Linked DNA regions of Homo sapiens: regions 1 and 2 are each linked to region 3. Evidence: chromatin contacts called from ENCODE Hi-C or POLR2A ChIA-PET data. All regions are on one chromosome and are shown on one strand. Each heading gives the region's core, a stretch centred on a gene start or an enhancer-like site at or near the end of the contact. The rest is flanking DNA. Distances are from core to core; before and after follow the strand shown.

Region 1 (3,241 bases), core at 291-2,790, 400 kb after region 3:
TTTAACATTTTCATTCCTTGCCTTATGCCTTACCATAGCCTAGGGAATTAACAGGAAACTAAGGCCTAAGGCAATTAGGTACCACCATCTGTAAATCACCCAGAAAATGATTGAGAGTATAGTATCAAAAGACTGACAAGAAGTAAACTCTCATGATGAGAATTTACAGCATTCCAGAAAAAAAAAAAAAAAGCAGTGAAGCCAGATGTCAAAATATGTATTTAGTGACTCATAAAATTTCATTGCCCCAGAGTGAAAAAAAGAAATATCACAGTTAGGCAACATTTTCAGCAGATGCCCCTAAAATACTTCTAACTTTAAAATAGTTCTTCAAATCTTCTTGAAGTGCTTCCTATTCATTTATAGTTCTCTTATTTTATTGATGTCTTTCTTACCACTGTCCTACAGGATTAGGAGTGAATCCAGGAGCAGAAGAAATTGAGAAAAACTGAATGTCAGGTTCACTATGCCCTGCTTAGCCTCATCCAACTCAAACTTGCTATCCATGTAGTCAGATGGGGTAAGCTGGGGGATAAAATGAGAAATAGAAATGGATCCATTTTAATCATATTCCTCTCCTCTACCTTTGTGAAAAGCAGTCTACAAGATACCCCTCTTACATTTAATGTTTTAACATTATTTTTAAAATCTCAAAAGGAAAATAACACTGAGTATTTCACACAGGAGAAACTGAAGAAAACTCCAGGCATGAAGACTTTATACTCAAGTAAAAGAGGAGAACAAAGGCCAAATCTGTCCACAGTGACATTTTGTTAGCTGGCGTGCCTTTCAACAGAGTTTCATTCTCCAGTTTGCCACAATCCCCATCACTACTTATATTGTATAAGCCGCTTCACACTTCACATTCACCTTACCTATTAGTTCCTGTATGCATTGCAGACTTTGACCCCTGCAAGTGAAGATTTATCTTCATCTACTTTTACACACTCAGCTTTGGCAGAGGTCTTTAAAGTCCATCTTCTAGAACAACCGTCCATTTGATAATTAGATTCTCTAATACATTTCTGGCTAGCTTTTTGCACGTCAGAAACACCAGAAGAACTAAAAATAATAATAAAATAAAAAAATAAAAAAAAATGCCTGAGCCCCATCCCTGACCTACTGAATTAAAATATTGAAGGATGCAGGGGGAGGGGGTTGGGGAGAGTTCTAAGTATCTATGCAGGTGAATCTGATGAGCAGCTAGGGGTTACAAACTATTTATTATATCTAATCATGAAGAACTCACAGTTTTTAGATAACAATGTAAGAAAGTTCTTTCCTCAGGCAAGTCTTAGTGCTCAGACTAGAGATAGAGAAGAGTTACCTGCCTCTCAGCCCTGGGGTGGTTTGACAGTATATCAGAGAGCCTTGTCAAAACTCAGAGGGGTTTGTTATAGAAACGAGCCTTCACTTCTTTCACTGCCTGCCATATGTTTCATTCCCTGCTGGCTCGATTCTGAGAACATTTTCCATATCTATGTCCATGTGAAAGCTAAAGCTACCTATTCGGGTGTTGCAGCTGTCACCAACAATATCCTGGTGATGGGATGAAATAGATTTTGCTTCAGAAACTATGAAAAGAAAGTCGGTGTGCAGAAATGACACATTATGAAACGATGAAGTATAACATCTGGCTCAGAAGTGAGTCAGACAGGTGCCATTAATGAGACAAACAGGAAGCTTCTTTATTAAAAGCAAAGTTAAATTTTGAGGCTATTTTGGACTCTCTCTATATACAGGTCTATTAACCAATTCAGTTGAAATAGCTTTACAGTGGATTTGACCAGATGTTTGGCTGCATTAGCTGAAATCACTGGTTATTATAATATAGCAAAGATTCATCCCACATAATTGCCCACAGGAATTTAATAGCCATAGGTTAAAAAATACATCATTATCGGGCCGGGCGCAGTGGCTCATGCCTGTAATCCCAGCACTTTGGGAGGCCGAGACGGGTGGATCATGAGGTCAGGAGTTCAAGACCAGCCTGGCCAAGATGCTGAAACCCCATCTCTACTAAAAATACAAAAATTAGCTGGTCATGGTGGCACACACCTGTAATCCCAGCTACTCGGGAGGCTGAGGCAGAAGAATCACTTGCACCCGGGAGGCAGAGGTTGAAGTGAGTCAAGATCATGCCACTGCACTCCAGCCTGGGCGACAGAGCAAGACTCTGTCTCAAAAAAAAATCATTATTATACCAGGTCAAAATTGTACAACAGTTTACACCTTTCAAAGCACTCGCTCACAAATAATCTCATGGAAACTTTAAAGAAACCCTTTTGTCAGGTGATAATAAACCCATATAACAAATGAAGAAACAGAGACTCCTGTCCCATGACTTGCCCAAACTTATTCAAGTAGGATCACAGCTGCACAGACCCCACATTCTCCAAACCTAAGGTCAAGGCTCAAGCTCTGAGGATCTTCAGGATTTTAAACTACAAGAGGAAGCTTTAAGAAACAAACAAACAGAAACCTTAACCAATATAAACCTAACCACGATTCTGGAAAACCAGGGGCTGAACAGGAAGAAATGTAGGAAAGAAAAATGTGAGAAACATCTAGCCCTGGATGCCAAGGCTGCAGACTTGCTAGTTTTCAGACTGAATCCTAACATACTGCTGGTACATACACATCTGCAAGCTATTCCCAGGCCCATCAACAGCTCCCTATCAAAGTCACAGGTGTAGGGTAGAAAACAGCAGAATGAAACCACCTTATGGTTGTGCAGCACTTTAATCATCTACACAAAAGAGATAAGACACATTTCCCTGCCACATAAATATTGGCTAAGGAACACTGAGGCACAGGAATATTTTGAGAAGGAACATATGAAATGTAGCTGAAAGGGCTTTCTGAACATCAGCCCCCACGGTGCTTCCTGACAGTCAATCATGATAGGGGATGGAACCGAGAGGTTCAAAATAGGTATTCTACTCAGTAAAATAATAATAATAATAATAATAACTTTGAAAACATAGTGCAAAATGCATTATTTGATTCTGCCATATTTGGTTCAGCATGCAAAGTTAAATCATGGTAAAATGAGGAAGAATATCTCTTAAATATCAGGAAGATCTTCATGCCTTAAATAAGTAAACCCCTGAACCATGAGTCTGAAACAAGAAGAAATGGACAGTGAAAACAACAGTGCCTTTTCCATTAAAATATAGAAGGATAAAATTAAAAGTGGAATGACTCCCTCTTCCTGCGTAATTCCTTGCTTATTTAGGAC
Region 2 (2,980 bases), core at 19-2,518, 360 kb after region 3:
TTTAAAATAACAGACATGGTAATTCATTTGTGATGCACTGAGAATCTTAATCTGGCACCAGCATTACTGGTAAGTTGCTTCCTTTCAGCATGAGATAGGACAGCTTACACTTGCTACAATGTATAAGACAGCCATTTTCATGCTTATACACAATAACAAGCTAAAGCTCACATTTTTTAACGTAACATCTGTGTTGCTTTCTCAGAAAAACAAGTAAAAACATGATGGTTTATTTTGGATGTGGAGGAGAAAGAATTCCAACAAACCACCATAGCAAAACACCCCAGTTAGCTTAAATGTTTTGGAGGATTTGGGGTGGGGAGAGGGGAGTACAGAAGAGAAATAATTACCTGTTTATTATCTCAGAGTCAAATTATAACAATTCACTAACTGAATCCAAGAATCACTGAATTCTAATTGACCTAGGATGCTGGGCAATGAAAAAAGGCTGGGACTGCTAAATTCAATGTTATGAGAGTATATCGTAATTTGTCATATTGTCCTTTTTCTTCCTTAATTTTCTAATAAGAACCCCTCTAGTTGAGCAATTTCTTTAGGGCCACTTAATGTTCTCATATAGGGGGCTTGGCTGTTGCAGAGTTTCTTGGTCAATGGGAGACTGATTGTACAAGCCAGCCCCAGAAGTCTGGACCTCCCTTGCTCTGCACTCATTTACCATGTGGTGTTACACAAGCGAAAGAGCAGCCAAGTCTCTCATTTAGAGCTAACTTTCATAGCCAAACAAAAGACAAATCTCCTATTAATCAAGAGCTGCACAGTCTTTGAGTTGAAGATGGTAACAGCTGTGCCAATACAAAGGAAAATATTTTCTGCATTATCTGCTTAATGTAAAGGCTGTGTAACATCTGTGCACAGGGCCGATTGCTAGAGTGCACTGCATTTTTAGCAAGGCAGCCAGAACTTCCAACAGGAATATGCCATTCAACCGGCAAATGCAGCAGAGCTCTTACATCATCTCGAATTTTCCCAAGAAGCTGACATTTTCAAATATGTAAGAGGCGCACCTTCAGCCCTTTCTACTTGTCACTTTTGATGTTTTGATTCTGGCTGCAAAAATCACAATTGCTATGATCTCCCTTCACTTTGGCTTGCCTGTTCTCAGCATTACTAGCTTTAAGGCTGCCAGACAGAAAGCTGTTGACTTTCCCTCTGAGACAGACAATGGCTTAACATGTAATCACTGGCCCCTCTTCTTCCCAACTCGATGTTTATTGCTAGCCTGTTGGCACACCCCCCAGACTGACTGTACCGGTTCTTAGTCTGAAAAGCATTCATCAGTCTTCACATTTCCAAGAGAAATGCCCCCTCTTGTGGTGTTTGCTGAATACTGCAGTCCTCGCTTCCAGCAAGAGAGCTGTGACACCCCACTTCCCACATAGACATGTGAGGAGACTAGGAACTCCAGTCCACCCAGTATTGAAAATTTTTAGCTTTTTGCTGTGACAGCTGAATCCTCTCTAACTGCATCAGGCTTTCAGATATAGATTGAACCGTATGAAAGTGCCAACAGTCAACCATTTTTGACCAATAAAGCAGCAATTTCATATAGTTCAATGTAAGCTAGGGAGGGAACTTCTTAGCTGAGCCCTGTGAATGGCAGCCAAGAGTGGAAATCTTTTCTACTCTAGTAACTACATTGAGGCACAATAAGGTAGAAAGGCAGTTCAGTATATTATCTCTATAATAAATAAACGTTTTTCAAGCCCTATATGCTAGACACTTTGCCAAGTTATGAACATAACCTTGTTAAGTTTCTTGTTCAATTGGCAGTTGATCATAAGGGCAAACTTAGAAATTTGGACGTTCTAGATTTGTCATTTGTTTATTAGGGACCATTGGTAAAATAAATGGCAAAATTATTTCTACCCCAGCACAAGCAGCTAGTTCTCTGAACAGTTTACTGGTCTCAATGCAAATAAATGTAAAATGGGGTGCTGTAGTTCCATCTGTAGATGTAATTATTTTGTAAGTATCCTATTTGTTTTTAATATGAGACAATAAATAGTGTGATTATGTCAAGTAATCTTTTTCAGCAATGTCAATTCATCATGCTAGCAAATTCTAAAAATAAAATTTTAATTATGTAATATTTAATATCACTGATGTCAAATGGGAACATCTGTAACCTCATATCAGAGACTCTTTATAATAAATAAATAGTTCCTAGAAATCAATAAGAAAAATCAACAACTCAGTATTGCAAAGAATGTTATTAGATGATTCACACATTTTTTAAAAAATGGTTTTAAACACAGGAAAGATGGTTGACTTCACCCAAAATTAGAGCTATGAAAACTAAACTGACATCAAAATATTATATTTACCTTTCAGCCTGGCAAAATTTAAAACTTTGTTCACACCCTCTTGGCAAAGTTATGAAGAAACAGGCACTCATAACATTTCTACTCTAAGTATAAATTGACACACTTCCTAGAAAGTACAATTTAACAAATTAACCACATCACAAATACATATACTACCAATGCAGAGCATTTCCAAGATAAATTATTTGGAGAAAAAAATAAAGGTATGGAACCATATGCATAATATGGTACTTTTTAGTTACAGCGGAGAGAGGATAACATTTTTTTTTTTTTTTGACAGAGTCTCATTCTGTCGCCCAGGCTGGAGTGCAGTTGTGCAATCTCGGCTCACTGCAACATCCACCTCCTAGGTTCAAGCGATTCTTGTGCCTCAGCCTCCCTAAAAGCTAGGATTATACGCACGCACCACCACACTCAGCTAATTTTCGTATTTTTTAGTAGAGACGGGGTTTCACCAAGTTGGCCAGGCTGCTCTCGAACTCCTGACCTCAGGTGATCTGCCTGCCTCGGCCTCCCAAAGTGCTGGGATTACAGGCATGAGCCACCAAACCCAGCCTAATATATCTATTACTATCTATTATCTAATAGTAATATACCTATTATCTAAAAATAACATAATATGCTTTATAAACATA
Region 3 (3,050 bases), core at 45-2,544:
AGACTGTGTTCTCTAAGTCCATGGAAAAACACAAAAATAACTTTCATTCTTCCTACTTTAGTCTATGATAAGCAACATACAAATATTACTTGCAGAATTAAACTTCATAGAATCTCAGTAATTATTTGCAAGTAAATAACTAGTTTTTTTGAGGTGGAGTTTTTCACTCTTGTTGCCCAAGCTGGAGTGCAATGTCGTGATCTTAGCTCACTGCAACCTCTGCCTCCTAGGTTTAAGCAATTCTCCTGCCTCAGCCTCCAGAGTAGCTGGGATTACAGGCGCATGCCACCATGCTCAGCTAATTTTTTTTTCTATATTTTTAGCAGAAATGGGCTTTCACCATGTTAGCCAGGTGGGTCTCGAACTCCTGACCTCAGGTGATCTGCCTGCCTCAGTCTCCCAAAGTGCTGGGATTACAGGCGTGAGCCACCGTGCCGGGCCAATAACTAGTTTTAATTCTATTTGCAATAAAGTAAAAATAATTTAAAGGTCATTTTCATCTTTATTCAAGTCTTTAGGTTTACTTTGTTTTTTAAATCAACTTCCAAGCAACATTTAAATATTATTTTCTTTAACTTAAACCAATTTTTACCCTGCTTTCATTTGCTTAGATGCGACATAAGCCCCAGTTTTCTACTGTTTTGTTTTTGTTTTTGGATGAAATCTTAGTTGTTTAATGAACTTCAATATTTATATTTAGTTAAAACTCTGCTATCATTTATAACCAGATGAGACAGCCATGGAAAGATAAATTGATAATTTATGCCTCTTGCATTAGGGAAACAGTTCTTGTATTTACAATATGCTGAGCACAGCAATTCCCTGCCTAGCCTCCTAATATTTGTGTACATTTTTATGGAGGAGTGTGACTTTCAAATTAAAAATGATTTGTTGCAAGAATATTGACTAGGAAATGCATCCTGAGAGAAGACAGCAGAGAAGAAGTAATGAGATTTTTTTGCTACCCCTAGCCCTGGGCTATTCAATAATTTTTCTTCTTTAAAGCTAAGAGGAAGAAAGAGAGCCTCAAACTGAGTGGCAGATGTTAAGTCAGGAAATGGGAAACTCCGCCTTCGCAAGAGCTTGAGTCGTCTCCGTGACCTCTGTGGCCTCGTTGAAAGGCTTTCTCTGAATTGAATGACAACACGGAGGCTGAGGGTAAGATTGCAAATCAGAGAACGTGGGTATGAATGGGAAGCTTTGACCCCTGCCCCTTGGGTGGTAGTTCAGACCTGGGTTAGGGTGAGGTGTGGAATTGCACTTCCAGATTGCAGCCCTGCCAGGAAGGTTTTTGCAATGCTGGGTGGTCTGGTAGGGTTTGAGGTCCCCCCACCAAGAGAAGAACCTAAGAAACTTTGCCTGCTCTTACCCTGGTTTCTGCTTGGCATCTCTACTTCTATGTTTCAGTTCTTCTTTCAGTACATCCAAATTGGCATCCGGGACTTGAGCACCATATGGCCCAGATGTTTTCTAGAATCACTGTGGGCATGCAAACAGAGACCACTGCCAGGGAGCCACTCCTACCTCATACTTCAGAGCATTTACACAATGATGTGGCTCAGAACAGATATAAGGCCCCTGCAGAAAGAGGACACCAACTGGTATGAACATGAGAGGGACAAAGAAAACAGTTCTGAACACGGTCTTTTAAGGTGGGGCTTTTTATGCCATTTTTTGTTTAAGTATTGCAAAAATTAACAAAACAGAACTGTAATGATTTAAACTTTTTAGCGGGAAATTCAAGAAATGTTTTGTTTTTATGTATTTTTTTTAAAGATGAGAGTTACCAAATCTAAACAACTTTTAAAATCTTCTTTAATAAAGTTGGTCCATTTTTCTCAAAACCTGCATCTTTGACAATTTATCATACATTGAGCTCTTCTCTCTCTCTTTACTGCATTTATCCAATTCATTTGATCTCTTCTTCCCTTATCGTTGCTTGTTAGCCAGGTAACCCTGGGAATATGTGCCTTTTAGCAACTTTCTGTGCACTTCCTTGTGTGTAACCTGCTGCCAAGCAGACAAAAATTATATTTATCACATTGGGGCAGGTTTTCACTACTGATAAGTATCAGCTGTCTAGAGAGCAGGTATGGAGAAGTTATAGGAGCAGCCTACGGAGACCAAAAACACACGGAGAAACAAGGGCTGCTAAACGGACATTTCCCTCAGAGGGACCAGCATGTGTTCCCAGCCAAGATGAAGAAGACACAGAGGGTGGGGGGAACTCTAAGAAAGAAAGGGGTTTTCAAGGGAGGGTGAGGGAGAAAAGGAGACAAAGTTAGCAGAGAAGGGAAATACTTTAGGTCTCAGAATGTGGCATCATAATTTTATCTGAAGTGATTGGGCTTAGAACAATAACACTGGCAAAGCCATCAGCTACTAGGAGGTTTCTTGAGGGATAACAAATCCTTTTGCTTTGATCAGGTTCTGTTGATTTTGGAAAGGGGGTGAAGTACGTTCTCACCCGGCGGGATGGGGTTTACTCCAGGGAGGCCCTTGATCACTTACTGGTATGCGTTTATCAGAATCATTGTCATCATTGTCATCATTTTCACCTTGTTTATTTGTCCATCACTAGGGATATAATACCCAGCATCATTCCTTTGTGTGTGTATTTATGTGTGTATGCAGAAGAAGCATTGATAGACTGGAAAAAAGAGATGAGAGGGCTCAGGAGGTTGAAAAAGCAATGAAGTAGGCACAGTTAGTGATGAGACACTGGGATGAAAGTACTTCAGATTTCAAAGGGTACAATTTCTTGTGATGTCCCCTTTTGGGGTGTAGCCAGGGCAATGCGAAAGCAAGAGTGGAGGAAAGACAAAAATTATTGAGAATCAGCTGGTAAAAAAGCTTCAAGATGGCTATTAGTATATCTTCTTTGGAGAAATATTTATCAAGTCCTTTGCTAATTTTTAAATTGGGCCATTTGCATTTTTATTATTGAACTGTAAGAGTTCTTTTTATATATTCTGGATACTAGACCCTTATCTGATTTGCATATTAGTTTATCCTGTTCTGTGGGTTGCCATTTCACTTTCTTAAAAGTA

What was found. Hi-C counts contacts between places; a loop is a spot of excess contacts on that map. ChIA-PET counts read pairs that join two places held with the same protein, here RNA polymerase II (POLR2A). Pooled maps may share reads with other maps.
Region 1: a map with no recorded cell type shows a loop between it and region 3 (7-fold over the local background). The contact joins two enhancer-like sites. A Hi-C loop is called at or near these places in 2 of 37 single-sample maps with no recorded cell type and 1 of 50 pooled maps. POLR2A ChIA-PET finds 5 or more read pairs at or near these places in 1 of 52 experiments (MCF 10A).
Region 2: a map of OCI-LY7 shows a loop between it and region 3 (2.1-fold over the local background). The contact joins two enhancer-like sites. A Hi-C loop is called at or near these places in 1 of 168 maps with a recorded cell type or tissue (OCI-LY7), 3 of 37 single-sample maps with no recorded cell type and 1 of 50 pooled maps.

What each region holds. Positions count from the first base shown.
Region 1 is chr2:161,102,776-161,106,016 of GRCh38, forward strand. All of the region lies in intron 2 of TANK-AS1 (TANK antisense RNA 1), which reads right to left. Among named protein-coding and RNA genes, the nearest start is that of TANK-AS1, 56 kb to the right of the region's middle. RefSeq lists a silencer at 1,690-1,759. Within about 2 kb of position 1,541, at least 2 of the 41 ENCODE cell types and tissues checked have a DNase peak (open chromatin) inside an H3K27ac peak, as active enhancers do.
Region 2 is chr2:161,062,548-161,065,527 of GRCh38, forward strand. No RefSeq gene overlaps it. Among named protein-coding and RNA genes, the nearest start is that of TANK-AS1, 96 kb to the right of the region's middle. Within about 2 kb of position 1,269, at least 3 of the 41 ENCODE cell types and tissues checked have a DNase peak (open chromatin) inside an H3K27ac peak, as active enhancers do.
Region 3 is chr2:160,703,002-160,706,051 of GRCh38, forward strand. No RefSeq gene overlaps it. Among named protein-coding and RNA genes, the nearest start is that of RBMS1, 210 kb to the left of the region's middle. Within about 2 kb of position 1,295, at least 4 of the 41 ENCODE cell types and tissues checked have a DNase peak (open chromatin) inside an H3K27ac peak, as active enhancers do.